Linked DNA regions of Homo sapiens: region 2 is linked to region 1. The links are chromatin loops, found by intact Hi-C in ENCODE. Cell type or tissue: HCT116. All regions are shown on one strand. Links, peaks and the distances in the headings refer to the core of each region. The heading gives the core; the rest is flanking DNA. Region 1 holds the start of LOC105375567 (a long non-coding RNA gene). Region 2 overlaps ACTR3C (actin related protein 3C).

Region 1 (16,323 bases), core at 5,181-13,180:
GGGTGACAGAGCAAGACTCTGTCTCAACTAAAAAAAAAAGAAAGAAATGTATTTTCTCATGATTCTGGAGTCTAGAAGTCTAAGATTAAGTCCTTGGAAATTAATTTCTTCTCAGGCCTCTCTCCTTGGCTTGTAGATGACCATCTCCTCTCTGTGAACTTCACGCTGTGCATTGTCTATGTCTTAATCTTTTTTTTTTTAATAAGGACACCAATTATTTTGGATTAGGTCCTCCCAAATTACCTCACTTACCTTAATTACCTCTTTCAAGGTCCTGCGTCCAAATACAGTCACATTCTGAAGAACTGGGGGTTAGGACTTCAATATATAAGTTTTGTTTTTATCGGGGGAGACACATTTCATCACATAACAGTAGTAATGTAGTAATGTCCCCTTTTTCATTTCTGATTTTGACAGTTTGAGCCTTTCTCTCTAGCTTTCATCAATCTAGCTAAAGATTTGTCCATTTTGTTGATTTTTTTTCAAAGAACTAACTTTTGGTATTATTGATGCTCTCTATTTTTTTCTGTTCTCTTTATCTCTGTTTTAATCTTTATTATTTCTTTTCTTCTGCTTGCTTTACGCTGAGTTTGCTCTTCTAGTGTTTTAAGGTGGAAGGTTAGTTTAGTGATAGAAAATTTCTTCTTTTTTAACATAGTTATTTATAGATATAAATTTTCTTCTAAGCACTGCTTTAGTTGCATCCTATACTGTGTCTTATATATTGTGTCTTCATTTTCATTCATGTCAAAGATTTTCTAATTTCTCTTGGGATTTCTTCTTTGACCCATTGTTATTTAGGGAATATGTTGTTTAATTTCAACTTATTGTGAATTTCTCAAATTTCTTTTTGTATTGATTTCTTTTATTTCATGTGGTCAGAAAACATATGTTATATGATTTTAACCCTCAGAAATTTATTGAGGCTTCTTTTGTGGCCTAGAAAATGGTTGATCCAACCAGGTGCGGTGGCTCATACCTGTAATCCTGGCACTTTAGGAGGCCAAGGTGGGCGGATCATGAGGTCAGGAGATTGAGACCATCCTGGCCAACATGGTAAAACCCTGTCTCTATTAAAATACAAAAAATTAGCTGGGTGTGGTGGTGCGTGCCTGTAGTCCCAGCTACTTGGGAGGCTGAGGCAGGGGAATCACTTGAACTCAGGAAGCAGAGATTGCAGTGAGCCAAGATCACACTACTGCACTCCAGCCTGGCGACAGAGTGAGACTCCATCTCAAAAAAACCAACCAACAAAAACCAACAAAACCGAAAATGGTTTATCCAGAGAATGTTCCATGTGCACTTGAGAAAAATTTGCTTTCATTGGGTGGGGTATTCTGTGGACATTTGTTAGGTCTAGTTAGCTTATAAACAGTCTTCTGTAGTCTTGTTGATCTCCTTCCTAGTTGTTCTGTTCTTTACTGAAAATAGGGAATTGAAGTCCCTAACTATTATTTTTACATTGTCTATTTCTCTTTTCAATTATTTTAGTTTAGTTTTATGTATTTTAGAGCTCTGTTATTAGGTGCATTTATGTTTATGATTATTATATTTCCCTGATGGATTAACTCCTTTTGTTATTGTAAAATGTTCTTTATCTTGAGTAACATTTTTGTTTTAATGTCTATTTTGTCTAATACTAGTATAGCTACTCCAGCTTTCTTATGGTAACTTTTGTATGATATATCTTTTCCCATCCTTTGCCTTTTGGCCTATTTATAATTTTGAATCTAAGATTCATCTCATATAGACAAAATATAGTTAGATCTTGCTTTTGTGTCCAGTTTGATAATCTCTGCCTTTTGATTAAATTGTTTAATGCCTTAACATTGAACATTGTTATTGATATAGTTGGATTTATATCTGCCATTTTGCTATTTGTTTTCTGTATGTCTTTTGTTTCCTGTATTCCTCCTTTATTGCTTTCTTTTGGATTAAGTGAATATTTTCTAATGTAACACTTTAATTCCATTAATTTTTTTGTCTGTATATTTTTCTTTTTCTTATTTTTTAATTTCAATAGTTTTTGGGGGTACAGGTGGTTTTTGGTTACATGAATACGTTTAGCAGTGATTTCTGAGATTTTAGCACACCCATCACCCGAGCAGTGTACACTACCCAACAGGTAGTCTTTTATCCCTCATCCTCCTCTCAACCTTCTCTCCCAAGTCCCCAAAGTCCATCATATCATTCTTATTCCTTTGAATCCTCATAGCTTAGCTACCACTTATAAGTGAGAACAAATGGCATTTGGTTTTCCATTCCTGAGTTATTTCACTTAGAGTAATGGCCTCCAGCTCCTTCCAGGTTGCTGCAAAAGACATTATTTCATTCATTTTTATGGCTGAGTAGTGTTCCTTGGTGTAGATATACCACATTTTCTTTATCCACTTGTTGGTCGATGCGCACTTAGGATGGTTCCATTTCTCTGCAATTGCAAGTTGTGTTGCTATAATCATGCATGTGCATATGTTTTTTTCATATAGTGACTTTTTTGTTTCCTTTGGGTAGATACCCAGTAGTGGGATTGCTGAATCAAATGGCAGTTCTACTTTTAGTTCTTTAAGGAATCTTCTTACTGTTTTCCATAGTGATTGTACTAATTTATATTCTCACCAGCAGTGTAAAAGTGTTCCTTTATCACCACATCCATGTGAACATCTATTGTGTTTTGACTTTTTAATTATGGCCATTCTTGTAGGAGTAAGGTGGTACCTCACTGTGGCTTTAATTTGCATTTCCCTGATGATTAGTGACATTGAGCATATTTTCATGATTGTTGGCTGTTTGTATATCTTATTTTGAGACATGTCTATTCATGTCCTTTGCCCACTTTTTGATGGGATTATTTAATTTTTCTTACTGATTTGTTTGAGTTCTCGTAGATTCTGAATAGTAGTCCTTTGTCAGATGCACCGTTTGCAAATATTTTCTCCCACTCTCTGGGTTGTCTGTTTACTCTGCTGCTGACTATTATTATTATTATTTTTTGCTGTACAGAAGCTTTTTAGTTTAATTAAGTCCCATTTATTTATTTTTGTTTTTGTTGCATTTGCTTTTGGGGTCTTAGTCATGAATTCTTTGCTTAAGCCAATGTCTAGAAGAGTTTTCCCAATGCTATCTTCTAGAATTTTTATTGTTTCAGGTCTTAGATTTAAGTCTTCGATCCATCTTGAGTTGATTTTTGAATAAGGTGAGAGATGGGGATCCAGTTTTATTCTTCTACATGTAGCTTGCCAGTTTTCCTAGCACCATTTATTGAATAGGGTGTTTCTTTTTTCCCAGTTTATGTTTTTGTATGCTTTGCCAAAGATCAGTTGGCTATAAGTATTTGGCTTTATTTCTGGGTTCTCTATTCTGCTCCATTGGTATACGTGGGTATACCTGCCTATTTTTATACCAGTATCATGCTATTTTGGTAACTATAGCCTTGCAGGATAATTTGATGTTGGGTAATGTAATGCCTCCTGATTTTTTGTTGTTGTTGTTGCTTAGTATTGCTTTGGCAATGTGGGCTCTTTTTTGGTTCCATATAAATTTTAGATTTGTTTTTTCTAGTTCCATGAAGAATGATGATGGAATTTTGATAGGAATTGCACTGAACCTGTAGATTGCTTTGGGCAATACGGTCATTTTCACAATATTGATTCTTTCCATCCATGAGTGTGGGATGTGTTTCCATTTTTTTGTGTCATCTATGATTTCTTTAAGCAGTGTTTTGTAGTTTTCTTTGTAGAAATCTTTCACTTTCTTGGGTAAGTACATTCCTAAGTATTTTATTTTTACAGCTGTTATAAAAGGGATTGAGTTCTTGATTTGATTTTCAGCTTGGTTGTTGCTGCTGTATAGCAGTGCTACTGATTTGTGTACATTGATTTTGTAATTTGAGACTTCACTGAATTTGTTTATCAGATCTAGGAGGTTTTTGGATGAGTCTTTAGGGTTTTCTAGGTACATGATCATATCATTGGTGAACAGCGACAATTTGACTTCCTATTTTCCAATTTGGATCCCCTTTATTTTTTCTCTTGTCTGATTGCTCTGGCGAGGACTTTTAGTACTATGTTAAATAGAAGTGGTGAAAGTGGGCATACTTGTCTTATTCCATTTATCGGGGGAATGCTTTCAACTTTTCCCCATTCAGTATGGTGTTGACTGTGGGTTTGTCATATACGGCTTTTATTACTTTGAGGTAAGTCCCTTTTATGCCTATTTTGTTAATGGTTTTTATCATAAAGCAATGCCGGATTTTATAAAATTATTTTCTGCATCTATTGAGATGATCAGATGATTTTTGTTTTTAATTCTGTTTATGTGAGAGATCACATTTATTGACTTGAGTATGCTAAACATTCCCTGCATCCTTGGGATGAAACCCATTTGATCATGGTGGATTATCTTTTTGATATGCTGTTGGATTTGGTTAGCTAGTATTTTTGTTGAGGATTTTTGCCTCTATGTTCATCAGGGATATTGGTCTGTAGTTTTCTTTTTTTGTTATGTCCTTTCCTGGTTTTGGTATTCGGGTGATACTGGCTTCATAGAATGATTTAGGGAGGATTCCCTCTTTCTGTATCTTTTGAAAAGTTTCTGTAGGATTGGTACTGATTCTTCTTTGAATGTCTGATAGAATTCAGCTGTGAATCCATCTAGTCCTGAACTTTTGTTGTTGTTGGAAATTTTTTTTATTACTGTTGAAATCTCACTACTTGTTATTGGTCCGATCAGGGTTTATATTTCTTCCTGATTTATTCTAGGAGAGTTGTATGTTCCCAGGAATTTATCTATTTCCTCTAGATTCTCTAGTTTGTGTGTGTAAAGCTATTCATAGTAGCCTTGAATGATTTTTGTATTTCTGTGGTATTGGTTGTAATATCTCCAGTTTCATTTCTAATTGAGCTTATTTGGATAGTCTCTCTTCTTTTCTTGGTTAATCTCATTTATCTGTATTTTTTTTTTTAGTTATTTTCTTAGTGGTTGCTCTAGGCCTTACCATACACATTTTAACTTATCAGAATCTGCTTCAGATTATACTAACTTAATTCCAACGAGTTATAGAAATGCTGCTTTTGTATAGCTCTATATTCTGTTCTCCTTTTGTGTCATTATTGTTATACATATTATATCTATATATGTTGCAAACCCAAAATAACATAGTTATAACTATTACTTTATGGAATTCTGTACCTTTTAAAGAAGCTGAGAGAAGAAAGGAAAGCAAGTATGTATTTATAGATTTTGTTATATTAACCTTCTTATTTATCATTTTTGGCTCTTTTTATTGTACCTGTGGATTCAAGTTACCATCAGCTGATATTTCCTTATTCCAGTGCAGCTTTGCTCCCACCTACTGGTTTTGTGCTATTATTGTAAAATAAATACATTTCTATATGTGTAGACCCAACAATACAATTTTAAACACATACACACACACACACACACACACACACACACAGAGCCCACAATTGCTTTTAAAATTAGTTAAGTAAAGAAAGAAGAAGAAATATGCATTTACACTATTGTTTTTATAATTACAAAATTATCTACATTGGTGCTCTTTAAATTTTGTTTGTGGGTTTAAGTTACTGTCTAGGCCATTTGCTTTCAGCCTAAAGAATTTATTTTGCTATTTTTTGTGAGGTGGCATGCCAGCAAGGAATTCTCTTAGTTTTTGTTTATCTAAGAATGGTTTTATTTTACTTTCATTTTTAAAAAAACAATATTGCTGGATATAAGATTCTTGCTTGACAGTTTTTTTTCTTTCAGCACTTTAAATATGTTATCTCAGTGCCTCTGGCCTCCATTATTTCTGATGAAAAGTCAATTGTTAATCTCATTGGGGTTCCCTTGTATGTGACTAGTATTTTTCTCTCGGTGATTTCAATATTTTCTTTATGTCTTTGGCTTTCAACATTTTTAAGATGATGTGTCTGGGTTAAATCTGTTTTTGTTTCTCCTAATTGAAGCTTGTTGAGCTTCTTGAACATGTGGATTAATGTTTTCCATCATATTTGGGAAGTTTTCAGGCATTATTTCTTAGATTTTTTTTTCTGTTTTCTTCTCTCTCTTCCTCCTTCAGTTACTCCCATTTTGCATATTTGGTACACTTAATAATGTCACACATTTCTCTGAGGCTCTGTTCATTTTTCTTTCTGCTTTTTTTCTCTCTGCTTTTCAAATTGCATAATCTTTATTGATCTGTATTCAAGTTTGCTGATTTTTTCTTCTTCCAGTTCAAATCCACTACTCAGCTCCTCTAGCAAATTCTTCATTTTAGTTATTATATTTCTCAACTCCAGAATTTCCATTTGGTTCTTTTAAAAAATACTTTCTGTTTTTATATTAATATTCTCTATTTGAGTGGACATTGTCATAACCTTATTCACTTCTTTAAGCATAGTTTCCTTTAGTACTTTGACCATATTTATAACAGCTGCTTTGATGTCTCTGTTAATTCCCCCATCTGGGCCCTCTCACAGAGTTTTTGTTGCCGGGTTTTTTTATTCTGTGGGTTATACTTTTCTGTTTCTTTGCATGTCTCATAATGCTTTGTTGTTAAAAGCTGATCATTTTAGATAACATATTTTAGATAATATATTGGAGCAACTCTGGATACTGATGCTGCCCTCCCCTCCACGTACTCCTTACTCCTGGCCAAGGCTTCTTGTTGTTTTTGGCTTATTTGTTTAGTGACTTTGCTTGACTATTTTGTGAAGTGTATTTCCCCATAATGTGAAGCCTCTGATTTCACTCCTCAGAGGGCACAGCCTTAGGTACATGTACAGTCAGTCATCTGGGGTGACAGAAGTTTTAACCGGCCTCTCTTTAATTTTCTCATTTCCTGATCTCTTTGCTAAGCCATCAGTCTCTGTTGGCATCACACCCAGCTGTCAGGGTACACTAATTACTGGCTGATTTTCTATTGTTTTTCTACAATGCCTGGAGTATGCAATGCTTCACAGTATGATCCAGATAAATTTGGGTCCCTTTGTAGGATTGTTTTGAGTCCAGTCTTTGGGGTTTGTTCAGACAGTGGAAGGACTCTTCTTAGCTATTTGTTTTGTTTTCTCTGGTAAACTGGCTGGCATATAGTTTATCCCATTATCTTTATTGTTTACCACCAAAATCTCCATTGTTTTTGCGAGTTCCCTTATGCTTGAACTTCTCTACATCCTGTTTTAAATCAAGTTAGTTTCTTGGGGGGTCGGGGGAGAGCTTCAGTGCTCTCTGTTCTTATGATCTACCTCTTCCTTTGGGCAAAATCTTTGAGTCACTGCTCAAGACCTGGGGGTAGGGGCTGTGGCTGGCTTCTCTCAGAGCCCTCCTGCTTTACAGAGCAGGGCTCTGCGTGGTGGCAGTAGCCTCTTGTCTTCTCAGGTTGCTGTTGTAGCATGGAACCTCTGATCCAAACGCAATTGGGGCTTCAGTAATTTCAGCCTGCATCACCTGGGGTAGTCTCCACCTATGAGTGGGGACTGGGTGGAGGAGAGAAGCTTCCATTCTCTCAGCTGCACTCATCTACAATTTAGCCTGTGCAAAATGGGGGCTGAGGAATTCTGGTGGCCTGCCTCTTCTGGGGAGCCATTGTATTGCTTGACTGGGAGCTGGATGGAGAGGGAGCTGTGTTTTCCTGGCTAAGTCCATGAAGAGTGGAGCTTCTGTTAAGTGAGTTGGGGGGATGGAGGAGAGAGGAAGTGAGTCATGGCTCAAGTGTCATAGATTCTCATTGTTCTTATTGGGAACAATTTCCAGAGACTTTAAATGCTTAAAAATCATTTAACTAGATATAAGTGTTTTGCTGGGGAGCAGGTCTGCAGAGCTCCTCATACAATCATTCTGGAAGTGGTCTCTGCTTTTTTCTCTTCCTTCTTTTTTCTTTCTTCCCTTTCTTTTTCTTTCTGTGTGTAGTTTCTGTTTTGTTTTGTTAACCTATGGATCAACAGCAGAAGATGTCAGATGTAAGAAATGATGGTAGGACGTGGGATGCTATTAGTAGGTATATCAGCTAATGTTGAAGACACTACTCTTAAATCAAGGAAAATATGATCAGAATAATAAATTTTTAAAGTATAGTGAACAAATTCTTCAGTAAGGCTGAAGGTTAAAAGTAAAAAGTTTCAAAGCAATACTTTTCTTGGCTCTTCTTTATAATAATTTATTGTCTAGTGAGCTACTAACCCTTTTTCTTTATGACTTGATTGCCCCCGTATGCTAAAATACTTGCTGTTTTACTTTTCCTTTCATTGACATTTACAATCCTTTGTCTTTTAGTAGTTTCACAAGCTTTGAAACAATGTTTAGATAATTTTAAAAAATAAAAATAAAACAATGCTAAGGGTACAATCATTGATGTTTTAAATATATCAGCTGCTATAAGGCACTTTGTCCAATTTTCATAATAATTTTGTCTTAATGGTGTTAAGAGCAAAGATTTAAGATTTACTTTCTTAGTGCCATAAAAATAAGAGCTATTCAGCTGGGTTTCTGAAATATTAAGTGCAATGCAAAAGTTTGTTTGCCTAATATCCCTGGACACCAGGCTTCCCAAAATATCCTGCCCCAGACCATAGCCACATCTTCCCACTAGATTCCTGGGCAACTAGAAACAATGGTAAAGGAAAACAAGGTCACACAATTTTTTTTGAGATGGAGTCTTGCTCTGTCACCCAGGCTGGACTGCAGTGGCGCGATGTCGGCTCACTGCAAGCTCAGCCTCCCTGATTCACACCATTCTCCTGCCTCAGCCTCATGAGTTGCTGGGACTACAGGCGCCCGCCACCACGCCCAGCTAATTTTCTTTTCTATTTTTCGTGGAGATGGGGTTTCACCATGTTAGCCAGGATGGTCTTGATCTCCGACCTCGTGATCCACCCGCCTCGGCCTCCCAAAGTGCTGGGATAACAGGCGTGAGACACTGTGCTCGGCTAAGGTCACACTAATTGTTAGCTGGGAGTGGACCCCAAACCTGTTGAAAGAACCCATCAGCTTTCCTTTAAGAAGGTAATGCCACAGACCACAACAGATAATTGAGGGTTATTCTGTGAGCTTCCACTAAAGCTAAAACATGTGTGGAAGGGACAGAAGAGAGGATAACAGGTTTGCTGGCCTGTTTACCACTTGGGGACGTTTGGATGGATGATGAAGAAGAAAAAGAATCAAAAGGACTGGGGCTCATCACAGGTGGGAATAGTATAATATTAGCTCTTCATTCAGAACCATGGTAGCAAAAAGAGAGAAAACTGCATCTGTGGACTGAATTATTCCCCTCAGCCCTCTACCCCAGTGTGTCTTCTTTTTGGGAATAGAGTAGAAAGCCAGGAAAATGGTGGGGATCTAGGAGGAAGCAGGCATCTCCTCTGACTTGCACGTCCCCCTGTTTCACTGTCCTTTGTTAACTCACTGTGTTTGACAGCCACATCTGTGGTCAGCCAGGGGTGCAGCTGCTCCTACTGGTAGCTAATGGCCATAGAACACCAGGGGCGTCTTAAAGCCCCTTCTGTGATCCGCACCACTGCTCCTGGGTATACTCCCAGGGTCTGTTATATGGGTAACATGCACCTCGCAGCAAGATCTCCTGAAATGGGTTAGGACAGGAATATTAGGTAATTGCAAACCCATACTTCCCACCATTCTTGTCTTCAATTATGGCCAATTACATAGTTACGGCAGCCTTGTATTGTTACAATACAATCTTCCTCTATGCTTAGGAACCTCTATGGAGATGGTTGTGTTACTTCAACCAAAGACAAGAAGAGACTAATCTGCAGAATTAGAACAATTCCCTAGTTCTTCAACAAATCAGTGCTGCTTTTCTTGCCAATAATAGACGTGTTTGTATTTCTCCGTGGAAACCCTTGGGGTAAACATGTTGCTTGTTCTTCCAATAAAGAATTGAACCACCAGAGGGCCTCAGGCGACTCAGGAGGTTTGGGAAGAGACAAAGGCACATGCTTAGAGGGTCTGGAGAAGGCGAGGAAGAAGGAAGGGAGCCAAGTAAAACATGTGACTGACCAGGGGCTTTGGAGAAGACAAGCCCTGCAGGAAGGCACGCATGTGGTCATTCTGTCTGTAGCCTCCCATTCCTCCCTGCTTTCCCCAGCTGCATCTACCTGGATCCTGAATTTGAACCAAGTGGTCCAAACGGCCCGGTCACCTGAGCAACCCCTCTGCAGGAACCGCAGGTGTGGGCGGGGTGGTGGGGAGGAGGCGGGGGGGTGGGGGAAAGGCGGGGGGTGGGGGGAGCTCAGCGGCGCCATCTAGCGTCCAGACAGCGGTGGCTCTGGGAAAGCTGATTGTTTTCTTAGCCAGAGGAGGAAGAGAAGGTTGGTCCTCAGCGCCTGGACGCCTGGTAGACGATAGGGGATGACATGATGAGTAAAATAAGGACAGGAACACGCCGAATCCCCTTTCATAATGATAGGACCACGCCAAATCCCCTTTCTTTTTAAAATTTGACATATACCCTTGAATATATATGTATTCTTATAAAATATGGTTATCTGGTATGTATTTATGTATATTGATATAAAGCTGCAGATTTAAAAATAGTACTTCTTTCATCTCTCTCCATCTACATAGTCTTCGTGGTTTTCAGTAAAATGATAATTTCTGGATTACTTAGATGTAGTTATTATGATCCAACCCTTGAATAAGGGGAGTTGAGAGTTGGTGAAACATCCCTGTCTCAATATTTGTTCATGCCATATTTCCTTTGAAAGAATTTACAGATAAAGGCATCAAATACCTGAAAAAGTAACAAGTTTACTATATTTTACTTGAGAATTTGTATATATATTTTTAAGAAAGCTTTTTAGTTTTGGCGTAATTATAAACTCACAAGAGGTAGCAAAAAGAGTACGGAGTTCTGTGAACCTTCAACTGGATTTCTCTAATGGTGACATCTTGCAATGGACTGAGTATGTCTCCCTCAAATTCATGTGTTGAAATCTTAATCTCCATAGTGGTAGCATTAGGAGATGGGGCCTTTGGAAGGTGATTAGGTCACAAGGGCAGTGCCCTCACAAATGAGATTAATGCCCTTATAAAAAAAAAAAAAGACCGCAGAAAACTCTCTTGTCCCTTCCACCATGTGAGGACGCAGTGGGAAGATGGCCAGTCCATGCACCAGGAAGCAGGCCCTCCCCAGACACTGAAGCTGCCAGGGCCTTGATCTTGGACTTCCAGCCTCCAGAACTGTGAGAAATTAACTTATGTTGTTTATAGGCCACCTAGCTACGTGTTTGGTTATAACACCCTCAATGGACTAAGACACAGATAACTGGAGTACAATGTCAAAACCAGAAAATCCACATAGGTACACACTACTATTAACTAGGCTACAGAAGTTATTCGGTGTTCACTGCTTTTAAACCTGCATTCATCTCTCTCTCTCTCTGTCTCTCTCTCTGTCTCTCTCTGTGTGTGTGGTTTTGTGTGTGCATACAGTTCTATGCAAGTTTATGTCAGGTGTTTTTGTCAGGTGTGGATTTGTGTAAGCAGCGCCTCAGTCAAGATGCAGAACTGCTCCAACACCACAAAAGAACTCCCTCTTGCTACCTCTTTTTATTAACATCCATGCCACCACCCCAATCCATCCCCATCCCCTGGAAATCCCTAACCTTTTCTCCATCTCTGTTGTTTTCTTATTTTGGGAATGCTATCCGAGTGAAATCATACTGCATGTGACATTTGGAGTTTGGCTTTCTCCGCCACTAAGCATATGCTTAGCGATGTCTGTGCTGGTTGTTGCATATATCAATCGTTCATTCCTTTTCATGACTGAATAGTATTTTATTGTGACAGAGTTCGTTAAACCATTTATCCACTGAGAGACATCTGGGCTGTTTCCTATGCTGTTATAAGTAAAGCTACTATGAACATTAGCGTACAGGCTTTTGTTTGAATGTAAGTTTTCATCCCTCTGGGATAAGTGCCCAGAAATGTCATTGCAGGGTAATACGGTAAGTGAGTGTTTAGTTTTATAAGCTAACAAAGTATGTTTTCATTTACATCAGCAATGTGTAAGAGATTCAGTTTCTCTGCAACCTCTCCAGCATTTGGTATTATCACCATTTTTAAATTTAACTTTCCTAATTTGTGTGTAGAGACATCTCAATGTGGCTTTAATTTGGATTTCCCCAATGGCTGTTTGTGTGTGTGTGCGTGTGCGTGTGTGTGTGAGAGTGTGTGTGCATGTGTGTGTGTGCGTGTGTGTGTGTGCACGTGTGTGCGTGCGTGCTTGTGTGTGTGCATGTGTGTGTGGGGTCAGCTGATGGCTCAAGCTGTTAGATTCTTCAGGGTCTATCTTAGCTTTTGAGTGAGGCTCTGCTCTTCTCTGGGTGGTCCCCAGTCAATGACTGAGCCGAGTGGCAGTTCAAAGTCTGGACCATCTCTACCCCCTACAGGATTCCTTCCTCAGGCCATCTTAGTTCTGGCCTCTTTTCCTTTTCTTTCCCAGGTGTTAGCTCCACAATAAATCTAACTCCATTTCAGCATCTCAGTGTCTGCTTCCTTGAGAACCCAACAAGTACAGCATGTTTCTTGGTACTTCATGGTGTACATTCAGTCCATTTGACTCATCCATTCCTCCAAGGATGGATACTGAATTTGCCTCCAACTCCCACTGCCATGACAAATGCTATGACGAACATCCTTGTTCTCATCCCTTCATAGTCCTGGGGGAGAATTTCTTTCAATTAGGTATAATTTGTAGTGGGCTTTCTGAGTCATAGGATGTATGTATGTTCAATTTCACCAAGTACATGCAGGCTATGTTACAGAGAGGCTTCATCAGTCCACATTTCCAAAGGCACAAAACCCACCTTAGACCCATGTTTGTGTTTCTGAAAGCCCTGCTTATATTTGGCACTAGATAATTTTCTAATTTTGATAATCTCTTGATATATTTGTTATTAATTTGTTTTTTCTATGAATTACTTGCTTCTATACTTTGCCATTTATAGAATGGGTTTCTGACTTTTACTTACAGATTTGCAGAAGTTTCCTATATATTCTAATTATGAATTCTTTGTCAGTTTGAGATGTTGAAAGTATCTTCTCCCTCTCAACTTTGACTATGGATTCCTTTGTTGAATAGAAACCTGTAATATTAATGAAATCAAATCTACATATTTTTTTACCTTGTGGTTTATGATTTTTAGGTCTTGTTTAAGAAAATTTCCACCTTTAGGTCACAAATATTTTCCTACATTTTTAGTTTCACTGTTTATGTATAGATTCTTACTCTTGCTGAAGTTCATTGTATATTATATCAGGTAAGGATGCAGTTTTATTTTTCTCCATATTATGGGAGCTTTTCCCCACTATAACCTACTAAACAGTCAGTTTTTTCCTGTTTCTTCGTAATTCCCTTATATTCATGAGTCTCTGAGCTCTTTTTGGTTCTGTTGGTCTGTTGGTCTACTCTTGAGCCAATACCATGATTAAAAAAATTTCCATGGCTTTATAGTGTAACTTAATATTTGATGGGACCAGTCTCACTTCTTTGTCCTTCTTTCTGAAAAATGATTTCACCATTTGTGAACCCATTTTTCATATGTTTTAGAATAAATTCATTAACCCCTAAAAAATTCTGGTTGGGATTTTGATTGGGATTGGAATTATAAAAAACATTTGAGGAGGATGGATATCTTTACAATGTTAAGCCATACTATCAAAGAGCACGGTTTTTTTATTTATTTATTCATATATTTCATTACATTATGGTCTCAGAACATGGTCTGTATGCTTTCAATTCTTTAGAATTTGAGACTTCTTTTAAAATCATTATTTGGTCAGTTTATGTGAATGTTATATGTACACAATATACACATGCATTCTTTGGTTTGTGGAGGGTTATATACAAATATGAGTTTATTAAATGTCTTATTTAGATAATCTATGTCTTTGCTTTTTTTGTCTACTTGATCTATCAGTTCTGAGATTTATGTACTAAAATCAGCAATGTTGTTGGTTTTCTTCTTCTTGCTTGAGATTATGTTGTTAGATGCATATATGTTATGCATGTTGTATCTTCTTTGTCTATTGTTTCTTTCATCAAGATATACTATACCTCTTTCAAGCTGATACAGAAGTAGAGAGAAGGATATAATGAACCCTCTCAAATCCATCATCCAGCTTCAACTACTCATGGCTACTCTTATTTTATCCATACTACACAAACTCTTCCACACCCCTTCTACTGGATTATTTTGAGGTAATGGCAAACATAATATCATTTAAAAAGTAAATACACTAGCATCTATCTATAAAAGATAAGGAATTCTTTTTAAGCATAATCATAATACCCTATCAAACCTAAAGAATTAACAATAATTTCTTAATACCATCAAATATCCAGTGTTCTAATTTTCCAATTGTCTTATAAATATTTCTATTCTCTTTACTTAAATTAGGATCCTAATGAGATTCATACCTTAGAATTAGCTGATATGCTTCTTGAGTTTCTTTTCATCTATAGATATAACATATCTCTATCTCTTTTGATATTTCCTGGCTATGAATTCTATTTTGTTATATATTAGGATGGCTACATTTTTGTAATTAAATTTTTTAAAGATTACAAAAACAATATATGAGTAAATGTTCATAAAACATTAAAACACATATGGAAGTGTGTTTTTTGTTTATATAAATAGAATTCTACAATGTTTATTATTCTGTGACTTGCCTTTATCACTTAACAGCAAATACTGAAACATATCCTTTTTAAAATATCACAGCTTTATTGATATACAATTCACATACTATACAATTTATAGATTTATTAAATCTATTGTCACAACCAATTTTAGAATGTTTTCATTACCTCTAAAAGAAACTCTATATCCAATTCTCCCCAATCCTCCCAGACCATGGCAACCACTAATCTACTTTCTGCCTCTATGGATTTGTATATTATGAACACTTCAAATAAGTAGAATCATATACTACATGGTCTTTTGCATTTGTCTTCTTTCATTTAGCTAATGTTTTCAAGGTACATCCATGTTGTAGCATGTATCAATATTTCATTTTTCCTTATTGCAGAATGATATTCCATTGTATGGATATATGACATTTTGTTTATTTAATCATCAGTTATTGGATATTTGTTTTGTTTCAACTTTTTGACTATTATAAATAATGCTGCTATAAACATTCATGTACAACTTTTTGTATGGACACATTTTCATATTTCTTGGACACATACCTGGGGTGAAATTTCTGTATTCTATAGTAGTCTGTCTAACCTTTTGAAGAACTGCCAGACTGTTTTCCAAAGTAGCTGCACTATTTTATATTCCCACCAGCAATGTATGAAGTTTATAATTTCACCACATCCTCACCAACACTTGTTGTTATCTGTCTTTCTGATTACAGCCATCCTGGTGGGGATGAAGTGGTATCCCATTGTGGTTTTGATTTGCATTTCCCTTATGACTAATGATGTTGAGCAACTTTTCATGTGATATTGGTTACTATGTATCTTCCTTGGAGAAATGTCTGTTCAGATCCTTTGCCCATTTTTAAATTGGGTTACCCATATCAGATATATGATTTGCAAGTATTTTCTCCCATTCTGTGGGTTGTCTTTTCATTTTCTTAATGATATCCTTTGAAGCACAAAGGTTTCTACATTTTGATGAAGTTTATTTTATCATTTTTTTCTTTTGTTGCTTGGGCATTTGATGTTATATCTCAGAAATCATTGCCTAAAATTGGCAAGGTCGTGAAGATTTATGCTTACATTTTATTCTAAGAGTTTTAGCTGTTACATTTAGGTCTTTGATTCATTTTGAGATAATTTTTATATATGATAAATACTAGGGTTCCGGTTTCATTCTTTTACATGTGTATATCCAGTTGTCCCAGCACTGTTTGTTGAAAGTCTATTTTGCTATTGAATTGTTTTGGTAATCTCATCAAAAGTCAACTCTATATGTGAGGTTTTATTTAATTAATGTATTTATTCTGAGACAGGGTCTCACTCTGTCACCCAGGCTGCAGTGCAGTGGTGTGATCATGGCTCCACTGCAGCCTTGAACTTCTGGGCTCAAGCCATTCTCTGCCTCAGCCTCCCAAGCAGTTGAGACTATAGGTGTGCACAACCATGCCTGGCTAATTAAAAAAAACCTTTTTATTTTTTTTTTTGAAGCGACAAGTTCTCTTTATTTTGATCAGGTTGATCTCAAACTCCTGGGCTAAGCGATCTTCCTGCTTCAGCTTCCTAAAGTGTTGGGAGGCCAAGTTGGGAGGCCAGGTTCCTAGGAGAATGGGCCCTGCAGCACACACAAGTGCATGATCATTCTGCCAGTCCCTGCC
Region 2 (16,323 bases), core at 2,901-10,900, 590 kb after region 1:
GGAGATGGAGGTTGCAGTGAGCCGAGATCGCGCCATTGCACCCCAGCTGGGCAACAAGAGCGAAACTCCGTCTCAAAAAAAAAAAAAAAAAATTTAAAAGCCAAGAAGGGGAGATTGTACATTTTGGCTTGCAGAAGGCTCTGCAATACCACTTTTTGGTTTCAGAGAAGTGATTCCTAATTTGGGTTTCAAGAGATCTCTGAATTTTTCTTTTGGTCCAATGGACTATTTAAAGGAATTATCTTAAATTCATTTTTTTTGGAAAATGTATCAGAAGTGTCTGAAGAGGGTATTCAGAGGGAAGTCAGACTCATCCTGGTCTTTCTCCTTTGAGGTCTCCTCCTCAGGAACCACCATTGCTAGTTACTTCTGTTATGTTACAGATAATGTTTCTGCATATGTATATGGGGGGGTGTGTTTGTGTATATATTTACATACACACAGCTCTTTTAAAATGCAAATTAGGATTTTCAAAAATCATTTAATTTAATTGAAAAAATGGTCACCATTTCATTTTGAGAAGGTGATGGGGTGATGTACTAATACCAATGCCTTTAATTCCTTGAAGGTTAGGTATCACTGCAGAGGAAAGGCTTAATGGTCGATGGGCCTACAGTCAGGGAGAAAAAAGCCAGCCTCCCGCCCCCATACCTTGTACTCCTGGCTATGTGTCCTTCCTGTGGGGAGGAGAGGTGGCTGCCCTGCCCTGTGAAGTGTGCTCTAGACTTGAGCCCCCTTCAAGCCAGTCTCAGCACTCCTTTCGGTGGATCTTGAGAAGAGTTAGTGCCCTGGGTGCAGAGCACTCACCGAGAACTCAGGCTGCCATTTCCTCAGAGAACTGCGCTGCTGAGATCCAAGATGAGGCCCCCGTAGGCCCCTGGCCTGCACCCCCTTTGGTTCTTTGCCTATTTCTTATGTCTGATTTAGGAAAAGGAAAGAAAATACATTTCACAGTGTGTCCAGGCCCACTAAGAAAGTTGTTTGAAAAGATTTTTAATCGTATCTTAGTTCAGTTTTTCCTCCAGCTATAAAAATTACATTAGTCATTGAAAATTTGGATAAAATAGACAAATTTGAAGAAATAAAATTACCTTTAAAGCCGCCCAAAGACCTGTATTATACTTTTAGCCGTATAGTCTTTAAGCTCTTTTTCTTTTTTTTTGGAGATGGAGTTTCACTCTTGTTGTCCAGGCTGGAGTGCAATGGCACGATCTCGGCACACTGCAACCTCTGCCTCCCAGGTTCAAGCGATTCTCCTGCCTCAGCCTCCTGAGTAGCTGGGATTACAGGCATGCGCCACCATGCCTGACTAATTTGTATTTTTAGTAGAGATGGGGTTTCTCCATATTGGTCAGGCTGGTCTCGAACTGCCGACTTCAGGTGATCCGCCTGTCTTGGCCTCCCAAGGTGCTGGGATTACAGGCGTGAGCCACTATGCCCGGCCTAAGCTCTTTTTCTAAGACACGTGTGTGCACGCATGCATGCACACACACACACACTTTAAACACAATTGGAATGTCTCATGTCTGGTTTGGGATTGTACATATAATACAATCCTAAGGTTATATTTTGCGTATTAATTTAACCCTAGTTTTTTTCTCTTGTGGTTAAATATTCTGTGAAAATACATTTAAGAAGTACATAATTTATTTTTCTGTTGTTGGACATGTATCTTGTTTTAATATTTTTACCACTGTCATGAGCTGATATTTATTTAACAGTATTTTAGAAAATATTATGTGTAATGCATAGAATATAGTAATTGTGAATAGTTTATGTGTTAGAAAGCTAATATTATTTTTATGGGTTTAAGTTGAGTTTTAGTAATTTATACTTTTATCTCCATCTTAAAATACTTTACAAATACTTGGACTCTGCAGAAAGGCTAAATCTTTTTTTGCTTCTGGAAGTTAGGTATATCAGAAAGAAACCATAGGAGGAATTCAGTAAGTTGTTCTTGCAACTTTACTGGTGACTAGATGCAGCTATTAGAATGAATACATCTGTAAAATGAAGTCAGCGTTTCACTTCTGTTCCCTTCTGTCTCATTTGGGGACTGTGGCACAGAAGCTGTGATGTGCTGTAACGTGAAACCTGAGTGTCTTTACCGGATGATCCAGCGGTGGGCGTTGTCCACTCTGACGGTCAGCATCCTGCTCATCCCCTGTAGAACAAGCTGGATGTGTGTCCAAGCCTGTGGCTCCTGTGGCAGGTCTGTGCCCACAGGAAGGCTGATGAGGGAGCTTTGGGCCCATCATTGCTGTGGGCATGTGGACACTTGACACTGGCCCTGCCATTGATCGGCCCAGGTCGTGGTCACCCTCCTTTCCTGGCCCCTCACAGACATGCCTTCACTGGCTTAGGGAGGCAGTGGAATGAGAGGCTCCCAGCCCCCAAAACCAGTGCTGTGTGCTCGACACACGCAGTTTCATCTGAACTGTATCATTGGCCCCAGCAGGGTATTGTTTGCCTCATACGATGGACAAACGCGCTGAGGCTGAAGCATGTGAAACTTGCAAATGTGGAGCTGGGATTTGAGTCCAGGTTGTTAGAATCTAAGCCCTGTGTATTAACCAAATTGCTGACTTTTAAACGTAAGTAGATTTATAGTTGGCTTAACAATTTATAAATAAAACTTTTTCCTTTTTGTTAGGGAAAGAACCTATTGGGTTTAGTGTTCTTACAGACAGCATTTCTTTTTGGAAATGAACTATCTTATGTGGTTTTTCTTTTCATATTCCTAATGAAATCATTTTGGTTGCTTTTGGAGAGTGTCAGGTTATTGGAATAATCTGGAATTTTGAATATTAATGGAATTGCATATGCAGTCCTTTTGAAAGACCTTCTGTACTGAGCTTGCAGAGGGTGGGGATTCTGTCAATGCTTGTCAGTGCCGTGAGGGGCAGACAGGGAGGCTGAGGCAGGAAACCTCGTGAGTCCAGGCTGCTCTCCACCACGAAATCACTAACACAGCTGTTCTGCCTCCTCTTCTTCCCTAGGCAGAAGGTTATGTAATTGGAAGCTGCATCAAACACATCCCGATTGCAGGTAGAGATATTACGTATTTCATTCAACAGCTGCTAAGGGAGAGGGAGGTGGGAATCCCTCCTGAGCAGTCACTGGAGACCGCAAAAGCCATTAAGGTAAAAACAGATGGGAAACCGGCTGGTTTGGGGGTGAGAGAGATGGTGTTCTGGACACTTCCCCTTGGTGCCATCATCCCTGCCCCTCCTTTCCATCCTCTCCCCTTCCCATGAGTGTGGGGCTTGATTTGTTTTACCCCTTAAGTGGGCTGAAGATGTAAAGCTTAACCTCTTCCAAACTAGATGCTCTGAGGTTCCAGCTGTCACTGAGAACAGCTTGGTAGCTGGTACAGCGTACCAGCGTGCAGAGGCAGCATTGTTCAGCTGGAGCCTCACTGCTGGAGCCTCATCTACCAGAGCGCTCCTTCCATACTGCCTCCATGCTTCGCTGTAGAATCAGGAGGCGACCACAGCAGCAGAACACTGCCAACCTAGGATCCAGAGCTATTGCACAAAATTCACACACAGGTGTGGCTGTGACATGTGGCCATAAGCATCTTCTTCCTTTATGGCACAGTTACTGAGTGTAGCAGAGCTTGATGGGGGTGAGCCTGACACCCACACTTCTCCTCACTGCCTTCCTCCCTTCTCAGCACCTCGTAACTGAGGCTGGCTGAAGGAAAGGAAGCACCAGAGATGATTCCCGAGGTGTTTTTAGGTCAGGAGGCACTGGCATGAGGCAGGCTCTGCAGTTGGGTATGACCTGCCCTGCTTTACCTGGGACCAGAGATTCCTGGGAAGGGGGCTCTCAGTGCTGAAATGGTGATGTGGGGAAGACGTGGTCCCTTCCATCTCAGGGGAAGGTTTCCTGAGGTATCATTAGATATTCTTTTTTAGACTAAAATATTTCCTAAGGGGTTACCTTCTCCTTTCTTTGCCTTTCCTCCATGGAAGAATATTTGACTATTTGATCCAAGCTCCCTTGCCACTCCAAATCTGTTAGAAATGTAAGTCAGAATTGAGCCCCTTCATAGTGGCTCACATCTATAATCCTAGGGCTTTGGGAGGCTGAGGCTGGAGCATTGCTTGAGCCAGGGTTCGAAACTAGCCCAGGTGATATAGCGAGATCTCGTCTCTATTTCAAAAAAGAAGAAAAAAAAAAAAAAGAATTGAGCCTTTTGTTATTGACGCCCAGGGTCCACTCCAGTGAGTCTGAGTCCTCCCTATTTCCGCCAGGATTGCTGAGCAACACTGCCAAGGAGGGGCTTTCCTGACCCTCATGCTGGGCCTTCAACTCTCCTCACGGGCTGTTGGGGTTCCAATTTGGACCCTGAAATCTGGGCTGATGTGCTCGATGTGACTATGTGTCTCCCCCCAGTGAAGGCTGGGAGTAAAAGAGACTGTTCGTAGCCTCCGAATCAGCTGCCCTGGCCCTGCTCTGTGGGGTAGCCCTGTTAGTTCTCACCTGACTTCTCTCTTTGAAGGAACAGATCCTGAAAGGCGTGGTTTAGAGCTCCCCCCGCTTCCCCTTACTGCCATGGCCTTCTGTGGTCGCGAACAGGCCTGAGGGAGTGTGTAACGTGAGCACACCAACCTTGCAGCATGAATCCTGAACCTTAAGGTTAAGCCTGTTACTCTGCACCCAACTCAATGGAAACATTTCCTAGGAAGCATTTGAGTTAAGTAAGCTGAGATGCTGTAGGATGTTGACCAGGCCTGTGAGGAGAACTGAATGCCTTTGTCTCCAGTCTTGGTAGATTTGAGGTTGTAATCAGCTGACCCTGTTGCTCTGTGTCATCAAAGAACACAGGGTTGTGTAGCACTTCTTGCCTGTCAGTCTTCTTAAAATTCCGCTAGAGTATATCCAAGATACCCAGAAGATGGCATTAGAATATGTTTCAGGGATGCTAAGAAACTTTAAACTTAATACCACGAGAGCGTCTTTGGAGGTCCTTGAGAGAGCCATTCCTTCCACAGTGTGCTCAGCGCCAGCTGGGCGGCCCACCTCGTGCTTCCTGTAGGCAGCAAGTATCTGGGGGTCACCTGCTGCTATGCTGAGGCCAGCTCTAAGGACACATATCAACACAAAGGTGTCCAAGAACATTCATCTTACCAGATACCCATGAAACACTTCGCATCCCTCAGGCTGCCTGTCGGTGCAGGGTGGGAATCGTTAGCGACTTCTCTCGCAGCAGCAGCAGCAGCAGCATCCTGGCGGCTTCAGTCCTCCCACCTGACTCTGCTTTTCCTTTCTTCCCCGGGACCTATCACTTTATAACCTACCATGTCATTTACTTATTATGGTTGCTTATTGTTTTCTGACTCCCAGCTAGAGTGTAATCTTGGCAGGGATCTGTGTGTTTCGCTACCTTGTGTATCCCAAGTGCCTAGACAATAAATCTATGTTGATTGAGGGACTTAGAATACCCAGTCAACAAGGTACACTGTCTCTAGGCAAAGAGATGGTGTCAGTGGAGCTGATGACAGTGCTGTGGCCAGCTCCACACCAGATTAACAACCAGCAGGTTGACAGTGGCCACCCGGCTTGTGGCATGCTGGGACCCAAATGGGACCCAAAGAAGCCTCTACAGTCAGGTTTAGGGTGTAGACAGTGCCGCACTCGGTAGTTGAGCTCGCAGCACGGGTCCACTGGTCCAGTGTGGACCACAGTGAGGTGCCAGAGCAGGCCATAGGAGGCATCTGAGAGGAACAAGGCAAGACGAGGTGCTTTCTAGACACCTGTAGACATCATTTCAGATATGATAGCGATAGAATTGGATAGACCAAGGCTGAGATTAATAGCTGAGTTGCAGAGAAAGCAGACTTACCTGTCCGAAGTCCAAGTGTAACCATGTCTAACATGAAAGACGATGGAATGTGAGGCTTGATGCATATCCACACTAGAGTAACGGTGGGGGCGGTTCTGATCCCAGGGTGTGTTTACTGCATGGGCTTCCTGGTTATTTGTCTGAGGGCAGAGACACTGGGCAGTTGTTAATGCCTGGCAACATCTTTGTGTGTGTATGCAGGAGAAATACTGTTACATTTGCCCCGATATAGTCAAGGAATTTGCCAAGTATGATGTGGATCCCCAGAAGTGGATCAAACAGTACACGGGTATCAATGCGATCAACCAGAAGAAGTTTGTTATAGACGTTGGTTACGAAAGATTCCTGGGACCTGAAATATTCTTTCACCCGGAGGTAAGGTGTTTCTTTTTTTGTGTGCTCAAGTGTGGGATGGAGCGATACTGCCACCCAGAGTGTAGAAAGAGCAGTTCCCAGCGAAGGGCCTGTGAGCAGGGTGGCCGTCATTCGGTCTCTCTGCATCCCCCATGCAGTTTGTCTGCTTGACAGATTGTTCAGTTTGCCTCTCCGTAGAGCTGGTTATCTGTTTTAATAGTTAAGGATGGGTTATACCACAAATAGTTAGGAAGACTTTTAGGAGCGATAGATGATAATAGAATTAAAAGTAATCTCCAAGGGTTGTGGGTGGTCACATGCTAGCATTACAAGTAGCTACTCTCAAGGCCTGTATGGAGGTTGCCTGTGCATAAGAGTGGGATAATATGTAACCTTTCTATCTTTGGTGATTGCCCTTCCTAACTTCTAATTTTAACCCTGGACAGTTGGTCCTGCTCTGTTCCCTGCTGCAAGTTAGGTAAAGCTTCTGTCTAAGGCCAGCATTTCTATTATTTAGATAATCTTAAGAATTAGAAATGTCATCATTTTAACTAGTAGTCATAAGGAATTATTAGTACTTTTGCAGAAAGCAGTAATTAGGAGGCACATTTTAAGATTTACATATAATGCATTTTATTTATATTTTGGTATATATTCCTGGCTAATTCAGTTTATATTCAGTAGGTGGGTTACAAACTGCTGTTTGTTTTTAGATGTGTATATGACTATTTTGTACAGAGAAATAGCATAGAATGTGTTCCTCGCTAGTAATCTGAAGAATAAAATAATAACAATGATAATCTAGTGAATGCTCACTTTTAATAGTATTGATTTGAAATGGACATAGAACAGTCAAATGTCCAGTGAACAGCTGGTGAGCAACTGAATATCCTCCTCCTTCCTCTGAGAGTGCACATTCAAGCTTACTTTGATTTTTAAAATATTTCAAATGAAATGTAATTGAGTTGAATTCGTTATACTTTAGCTTATTTAACTTATGGAATTGAATCTATGGCTGTTTATTCAATAACATGATTATCATGTGGATTGTTTCATGTTAAACAAACCCTTCTCATTAAACAAAACACTTCCCTGCATCTTCTAGACCAGGTTTAATTAATCTTTCATTGAACCTGTTTCTTTTTCCTTATATCCTAATTTTCTCATAATACGAATATTGTCAAATGATATGTCAAAGTCATGTTTCTCACTGCGTGTCACGTAGATCGTGCACATACTCTCCACTGCTCTTAGTAGACTGAATCACTGTGTATTCATGGGGTGGGGGTGGTCTGTCTGTGATGTTGTTGGTATTTTTTCTTCACTAAATCCATACATTTTACCTCATGAGGAGAAATGTGTCATCACCACCCCACGCACACGTAGTCACATGGGATTCATTTGACATATCCTTCATTCCAATGTGAATTCTTTTAAGTTATAATAAATTGTATATTTGTTAAAGTTACTTTAAAGGAGTGTTCATGTTGTTCTATTTGAGAGAAATGTGTAATGTTTCTTTTATATTGATATACAATTCAGTTTGCCAACCCAGACTCTATGGAGTCCATCTCAGATGTTGTTGATGAAGTAATACAGAACTGCCCCATCGATGTGCGGCGTCCGCTGTATAAGGTATGAGCTGCATGGGTAAGGTACTTTGATTTCATTCCACAATTAAAGGCCCATAATTCTTAGAAGACGGTATTACTGTCTATTACTAGTAAATATCCCTGTTTCACCTTCTGTTTCATAGGATTTGTTAAAGACAATATAATTGTAAGAGAAAATGGAAATATGACTCAGTTAACTAGAATTTTTATTTTATTTTATTTTATTTTGGAGACGGAGTCTTGCTCTGTCACCCGGGCTGGAGTGCAGTGGTGCGATCTCAGCTCACTATAACCTCCGCCTCCTGGGTTCAAGCAATTCTCCTGCCTCAGCCTCCTGAGTAGCTGGGACTACAGGTGCACGCCGCCACGCCCAGCGAATTTTTTTGTGTGTGTTTCAGTAGAGATGGTGTTTCACCATGTTGCCCAGGCTGGTCTCGAACTCCTGAGCTCAGGCAATCCACCCGCCTTGGCCTCCCAAAGTGCTGGGATTACAGACATGAGCCACCATGCCCGGCCAACTGGAAGTATTTCAGTATTGTAAATATATTTTATTTTTATCTGACAAGATATATTTTAAGGTGGACAGTTTTAGCCACAAATATCGATGGAAAGTAAGAGTGATGCCCTCCTCCATGCTTTCCGTGAATTCCATTGGTTTCGTTTCATGCATATTTGGGTTTGGTGCCAATGTGGTGTCATCACATAGAGGTTAGAGCCCAAAATGGGACAGTCAGATAGAATATGCTCATGTATTATTATGATTTTTTTCAAAATTCTTAGATTTCAGGGAATTTTGAAACCTGGAATGAGGAAAATCTAGTCTATATGATTATTGAGTAAAAAGAAATCCTACTGACAGCCTGAGATGGTGAGCAGGAGGTGATGGGCAATTAGCCTTCCTGCACCTTTAATCAGTCTTTGCTTGAGTGAGTCGCGCCGTCAGCTCAGTGGCATGACTCACTCGCCTTACTCAGACTCAGGTCGCTGAATTGTACAGAGAAGAGAATCAGGCTCAACTGACAGCACTCAGCATTGTGTCACCTGTGCCGTGGAATACTATGTAGCTTTTAAAAAGAATGAGGTAAATCAATATAAATTCAGATGAAAAGATAGCTATAGTATATATGAAGTGAAAAAGGAACTTGTAAAATTTACATATATTTCATTTTATATAAAATATATAGTTTGCGTATTTTTTGAATTATGTATGCTAAACTCTTAAAGTAAATAAAATATCTTTGGGGTGGAATGATGGATAACTTTTACTTTCTCCATTTTGTGTTTTAAAGTTGTTTGAAATTTTACTGTTAAGATTTTTTTATAATTAAAATTTTTTTCTGTTTAGATAACTTTTGAGGGTGTAAACAAATTACAGTTCAGTTTTTGCTGCATATTCTTAAACACTTGTCTAATACAAAATACAAAGAAAGGGGAACTAGAAAGAGACTGGAGTATGCAAATGAAGAAAGCTAGCGGGTCATGTCCTTCCCACTTCAATCCCGCCTGACATTAGCTGTGTCTCCTCATCAGTGAAAGCAGCAGCAGGGAACACTGTTCAATCTTAATCCCATCATAAAGCAGAGGAAACTGCCAGCAGTTACAGATTGCTCCTCACGGGGTGGGAATTTTCTTGTTTGACAGTTTAGCTCCCTGGACTTTATAGAAGTTTTGGAGCAGAGATGGTCTTGGAGACCATGTAGATGGAGCCCCTTATTTAGTAGATAATGACACTGAGCCCCAGAGTTGGGAAAAGGTGGCGAAAGGCGCCTGGGTTATGTGCTAGGTGAGATCATGTGGCTGCCAAGTGGCACGGTTGGCTTTTAAGCCCGTTTCCCGCATCTTTGAAAACTCATGCTTTTCCCACCGCATCACACTGAAAATTATGTAAAATGCGGAGGGAAGAGGATTCTTCTTTTTGTTGCCCGTGCTGGAGTGCAGTGGCGTGATCACAGCTCACTGCAGCCTCGACCTCTCGGGCTCAAGCGATCCTCCTGCTTCAGTCTCCCAAGTAGCTACAGGAACATGCCACCATAGCCGGCAAGATTATTCTTCAAAGAGGGAAACCCTGTCCCTGACCACTTTGTCACTAGGATAATCATTTCTTCTCTGTGGCTTTCAGAAGGGTGTAGCTTGGCCCTGGCTGTCAAGTTTGTGCAGAATAAATCCTGTCTTCCCTCAGCCGTCTTGGTTTTTTTGAACAGGACCTCTCCAGTGTTATGAGTGCCTTGCAAGTGATAGAGAATTCATGTAGGATTGAGAGGTGGAAGGATTGAATGTCCTGGGGCTGGCCATGCTTTCTCGTTTGTCACATAGCTGAACTCTATACCCCGTTGTGGGAAAGGAGAGACACAAAGGAGGTCACCTCCTTTGCCACCTAAGTTAGAGTAGACCAGAATATGTTACGATAAAAATTAATCCAAAATCTCAGTGTTTAGCAGCAAAGGTTTATTTCTTTGCACGTGGTTCACGTCTGGTGTGGTCGGCAGTAGGCTCCACCACCGTGTTGTGGCTGCCCTTCTGGAACACATCGCCTCAGGTCCCCGCTGCCGGGGAGGAGACAGCTGGTGCGCCATTCCACCCCTCCTCCCCGGGCCGTCACGTGGGCCAGCCTCCACCGGGCACTGGAAGCGGGAGGGTGATAGAATGTTTGGTGGGCACCACTGCCTCTCATGTAGCCACGAAGAAAGGGACTTCTTTCCAAAGTATGGGTCTTGATGACTAAGTTGAAGTTTAATATTGAGGCCTAAGAATGCCCGTTTCTGTGCGTTAGCCTGCCAGGTAACAGCTGCTGTAGTGTTTTTTTTCCCCATGGTGATATGAGACCGGGAGTTGGCCAACTTTTTCTGTAAAGGGCCAGATGGTGAATCATTTTGGCTCTGCAGGCCGTATGGTCTGTGCTGCATTTATTCAGTTCTGCCAGAGCAGCCGAAGACCGTGTTGAACGACTAGGAGTGGCTGGGTTCCTATAAAGTTTTATTTACAAAAGCAGGAGAGAGCCTGTTGTAGACATGTGAGGAGTTACTTATGGAAGCCTCATTCTAATACTGTCCGGGTTGGCCTGTGATAATTATCTGCGGACCCTCCTCAGGCGGGGCATGTTGAGGCGTGGCCTTTGCTAGTTCCTCAGCAAGTCAGTGCTGCCTTTAGGAAAGACTGTGGAAGAGTCACTGCCGAGCTCTGCTCACAGCCCAGGGTAGAGTCACACACTACTCTAGGGCTCCTGCTGACTTGGTTTCTGGAAGCCGTCAGCCCTCCCAGACGGACTCTCGCTGTGTGGGATGGAGTAGGGTCCCTCCAGAAGCAGTGTCTGAGCAGTGAAGCTGCACTGACGAGGTTCGCTCCTGCTCGGTGCACTCCCTGCTACGCTCCCTTCTGTAACTCCTGCTCCTTAGTGCGGTGGAGAGCATGCCCCGAATCGTCTGTGTTAGCAAGTGCACAGATCAGTAGGTCTGTGGGTTTTTAAAAATAATTCTAAAACACTGTTCTGGTTAGAAGACATGCTGCAAATACTTCTGCAGAGCACGCAGTCACCTTTCTCTGGACGGCCGCGCATTCCTGTGTCTTAGGGGTGTGCCTTTCCTCTTGGTTCACTATGCAGTGCTTCCAACCTGCTGGGTCACTCTTGCCGGGTAAGACGCCCTCTCTCCAGGAGTGATGGTGCCGATTCCTGACCTCGGCTACCTGTGTGCTTTCACTGGTTCCACAGCCTCATTTGGTCAGCTGTGCTAGCCACATAGACCAACAGAGTGGGTGCCCTGAAGATGTGCTTTTGGCTTCAGAAGAGGTCGTCTCTCTCCCTCTGCCACACCTGCGCCTTGAGGCGCTCGTCTGGGCCAGTGGGGCTTTTTTCTCCTAGCTTTATTGAAATATAATTTTTAATTTTTATGAGTACTTAATAGGTATATTTTTGAGGTATATTGACAAGTAAAAATTGTGTGTGTGTGTATATATATATACACACACACACACACACACATCAAGAGCAGGAAAATTGTGCATATTTAAGGTGCACAGTGTGATGATTTGATACAGGTATGTACATCGTGGAATGCTTACCACAATCAAGCTAATGAAGACATCCATCACCTCACACAGCTACCTTTTTCAATGTGTGCAGTGAGAATATGTAAGATTCCTCTCTCAGCAGATTTCCACTACACCGTACCCTCTTCCTAACTGTACTCACCATGCTGGAATTAGGCCTTCAGAGCTTGCCCATCTTCTGACTGCAAGTTTGTTCCCTTTGACTAACATCTCCCCACTCCGCAGCACCTGGTAACTGCCATTCCACTCTCTGCTTCTGTGAGTTTGACTAAAAATTCAGAATCTTTAAACAAGCAAAACAGTTTTTTTAGATGAAAGTAGCCATCATCTGTCCGATTTTTATTTCCGTCTGATGTGTAGATGAGAAGGGTATTTACACATCTGCTTTATGTGTTCCGCCTCCAGGAATGACAGGGGTGGGGCCTGCGGGGAAGCCTCCGTGTGAGAGCAGGTGAAAATCAGCCTGGGCCCACCGTGGGCTTCATCCAGGAGCTGTAAAATGGACCGGAGTCTGGGTCCCACCCTGGGAGATTCTGATGTAATTGGGCTTGGGCTGGGTGGAGCCTGGACACCTGGATGGTAAAAGCTTCCCAGGTGACTCTAATGTGCTTCTAACCTGAGAACCGCCATCAGCGCCAGCCCACTCTTGGATCAGCCAGTGTTTAGTAACTTGCACGCTTTACTTGAGGGGGAAGCCAATTTGAATTGCTTTGTAATGTAATGGATGTCTTTCTACTTCTCAGTTCTATTCAGGAGGTACTTGAGTACCTACTAGGTACAAGACACTGTTGTTAAATTAGGGGATTTAAGTATGTACGAGATGATTCGGTTCTTGTCTTCAAGAGCTTATAAAAAAGCTAAAAATACGGAAATAACTCTAATGGGAACCACTACAAGCTAAATGTCATTAAAGTGAATCATGCAAATTATGGTAATTGAGAGAAGGGGCAGATTGCATTTAATTAGAGGGGATCAAGAAAGGCTTTGAGAAGCTGCCATCTGAGCTGAGTCTGAGAGCTTGGCCTGCAGAGCTGGGGGTGGGTGGACAGGCCAGGTGGAGGGAAGATAATGAGCGCAGATAGAAGGAGAGTGGGCAGATGCCTGCGGTGCCTGTTTTGGCCAGAGCCTACGGTGGTGGGGAAGGTAGTGGGAAACAAACCTAGGAGGGAGGGTGGGACCAGCAATAAAATATCTTTAGCCTGCTCCAGCAGTCTGGATCCAGCAGTGGGTTGGGAGTTGTTAAAAACTCTTCATGAAGTTTGTGAAGCAGATGTAAATACATCCTGCTATAGCAAAGGGATTGATTTTTCTGTAACAAATTGCTTGAATTGAATATATATAATTATGTGAATGCATTTTAAACTAGAGAAGCATGTTGCAGGGTAAATGGGTTATAGATATAAAATAAATAAATACTTACTATTTAGAGACAGAGCCTTGCTCTGTTGCCCACGCTGAAGTGCAGTGGTGTGATCACAGCTCACTGCAGCCTCGACCTCCTGGGCTCAAGCAGTCCTCCCACCTCAGCCCCTCAAGTAGCTGGAACTACAGGTGTGGGCGACCACTTGCAGCTAATTAAAAATTTTTTTTTGTAGAGTTGAGGTCTTGCTCTCTTGCCCAGGCTGGTCTTAAACGCCTGGCCTCAAGTGATCATCCTGCCTCAGCCCCAAAGCACTGGGATTATAGGCGTGAACCACTGCGCCGGCTCTATTTTTAATTTTTAATGTTTAAGAGTATGTTTAAATACCTTTAGTATTTGAAGAGAGAAAATCAGAAAAAAATACATATCATTGGTTTTTTTGTCTTTTCAAATAGGTATTTTATTCAGATGAAGTCCTGGTTGAAGTATAATATGTGAACAGATAAAAAGGTAGCTGCTCTGGTTTGGTCAGGCTAGTGGGCAGAGAAGGTTCCAGAGCTCTGCTCTTTTAGCCCCAGTTCCACACTAATATCCCTCATAACTTCTATTTGATGCTTCCTGTTGATAAATCCCCAAATGGCATGATTTTGTCTTAGTGGGAAGGGAAGGCTGATGTTAACAACTGGAAATTGGACATTGACTTGCCCAGCTCACAAGAACATTAAGACACCTGTTGCCGTGGGAGGCCGGTGGAGATGTGGATGGCGGAGCTCTGCCACTGTGGCAACATCGAGTAATGTCAGTGAGCACCTGCAGAGCGCCAGGTCCCACCGCGGGTGCTGAGCAGCCAGGGCATGTCAGGGCTGTGCTGGGAGAGCCGCAAGAGCCCAGGGTGGGCCTCCGTGTGGACAGGAGTATGAGAATCCGAGTCCGTGCTCTCCAATGGTGCTCAGTGGTGATGGCAGTGTCTGTCTCTGTGCTGCCCAGGGTGGCCACTGAGCCCCTGAAATGTGACTGGTGCAGCTGAGGAACAGCCTTTTAAACTTTAACTTTTGTGAGTTAAAATTGCCATATGTGGCTGACGGCCATCCTACAGGACGACTCAGATCAACTCAGGTCGGAGTGAAGGCTGGTGTGACCTGGTCAGTTCAGGGAATGCAGCATGGGAGGGGAAGGGTTTTCCAGCAGCAGGATCTGTGTTGCAGCACTAGGGTGAAGGAGAGTAGCGCGATCCTGTGGGTCTGGAGGGAATTTAGCCTCCCTGGACCTCATGTTTGAATGTGGGAATGGGGAGTGTGAAGCCTGGGATGTGCTTGGGGCCAGATTACACAGGGCTTATGGGGAAGGCACAGGGGCCAACATTGCCAACTGGGGCTCCGAGGAAAGACAGGCATATCCACCTGGAGGGGCCTCGCATGGAGTTAGATTTTATCCTGAGGGCGTTGACAATTTTCTGCAGGAGTGTAATGTGACCCAACTTAAGTTCTAGAAAAGTGCTTGGGCTGCACCAGGGGATGTGGATTGGAGATGGAGACTGGATTTAGGAAGGCCACTGTAGAACCACGCAGAGGCAGGACAGTGCCTGTATTGGGAAGTGGCTGTAGGTGGCTCATGGAGGAAGCCGGGAGAGGAGAGAGGCTCCAGAGCATAGGTGAGAGCTTGACAAGTGGGAGGAAAAGGTTCAGGGTTCTTGCTGCTTATCTAGGAGGGTGGGGGGTCATTTACTGACAGGAGATACAGGAGCGGGGCACCCTTCTGAGGCAGCGGAAGACTAGATCTAGTTTGGTGGAGATGTTGAGTTGCATTTGTAGGTTGGAGGCTTTGCAGGTCTGGGCCAGACATAGAGATTTGAGGACCAAAGGTGTGCTCACAGAAATGAAAGGTCTGCAAATGGATGTCACCAAGGGAGAGTAACAGGTGAGGACAAGACGGCCTTAGCCTGAACCAGCAGAAAGGTCAGGCTTTTAAGGATGAGCAGAGAAAGAAGGGCAGAGAGATTGTTAGTCAGGGCTCTTTAGAAACAGAACCAATAGCGGGTATCTCACGATCTCTTTTTCTTTTAAGAGATGGGGTCTTGCTGTGTTGACCAAGCTGGTCTCGAACTCCTGGGCTCGAGCCTCCCAAAGTGCTGGAATTACAGATGTGAGCCACCACACCTGGCCACTATTTCTATCTCTACATTATCTATAAAATGTAAGGAATTGGCTTGCTTTCAGGCTGGCAAGTCCAAAATTTGTAGGAAGGCTGGCAGGCTGGAAACTCAGGCAGAATTCCTTCTCGGGGAAATGAATTCCTTCTCGAGGAAATCTCAGTTTTTGTTCTTGAGATCTTCAGCTGACTGGATGAGGCCCAACCACATTATAGAGGGTCATCTTTCCTTAATGTTGACCACATCCACAAAACACCCTGACAGCAACACCTCGGTTAGTGTCTGGTTAAATCACTGGGTGCTGTGCCCTGGCCAAGTTGACACACAAAATTAACTGTCACGGAAGTCAAGAAGGAGTCGCCTGAGAAGAGAAAGAAAACTCTAGAAGCCAGGGGGCCCTGTTAAGTGGCACTGAGAGGTCACACAGGATGAGGGTCAAGAGGTAGCCCTTGGGTTCACCACACAGGGGTGAGCAGCCTTGTGAGAGAAGCTGGGCAGAGGCCAAATCACAGCAGTTGCAGGCCGAAGAGGAGGTAGTTAGAGGAAAGAAGACGTGTGGGTAATCCTTGTAAGAAATTTGCCATTAATTGTTATGTCTCTTCCCATCAGGCGGCTGTTGAGGGCTGGACCTGGAGATTGGCTTGGATTTCTCCTAGGACACTGTTGGGTATCATAACAGCCCGTATTTTAGACATAGATTTGTTCAGACTTCGCTGGGATTGCAATCTCTGGGTTCAGTTCAGCAGTAAAAAGCTCCAGTTCCTAAGGAAGTAAAACTTTTCAAGAACACAATATAGAAACAGCAGGGGCTTCTAATAGGGCTGTCCTCTTAACCTGTGGTGGTCTTTGGCATGTAAATAGCAGGGAGAGGGGAAGGCATGTCTATGAGCGGTTCTTTACCTTGCACCTGCAGTTACAGAGGATGGCTGATAGGTGGCACTGTGTGTCTGTT

Evidence for each region. Peaks named below come from ENCODE experiments on the same cell type or tissue, not always from the same donor. Only the 100,000 strongest peaks of a DNase experiment are listed, where the experiment ranks them.
Region 2: a loop joins it to region 1, with 15 times the contacts of the local background. A loop is called at or near these places in 6 of 110 quality-filtered maps.

The regions. Positions count from the first base shown.
Region 1 is chr7:150,870,867-150,887,189 of GRCh38, reverse strand. LOC105375567 (a long non-coding RNA gene) reads left to right here and starts at 10,060. Exons shown (of 5, transcript XR_928171.3): 1 at 10,060-10,181. In HCT116, for the core only: CTCF peaks have their summits at 9,704, 9,905 (motif pointing right) and 11,263; DNase peaks (open chromatin) are centred at 9,919 and 11,229.
Region 2 is chr7:150,276,270-150,292,592 of GRCh38, reverse strand. ACTR3C (actin related protein 3C) reads left to right here. Exons shown (of 8, transcript NM_001164458.2): 4 at 3,000-3,143; 5 at 6,053-6,226; 6 at 7,748-7,840. Among named protein-coding and RNA genes, the nearest start is that of LRRC61, 39 kb to the left of the region's middle. RefSeq lists enhancers at 5,092-5,591, 5,592-6,093, 12,349-12,933. In HCT116, for the core only: a CTCF peak has its summit at 6,331; a DNase peak (open chromatin) is centred at 6,285.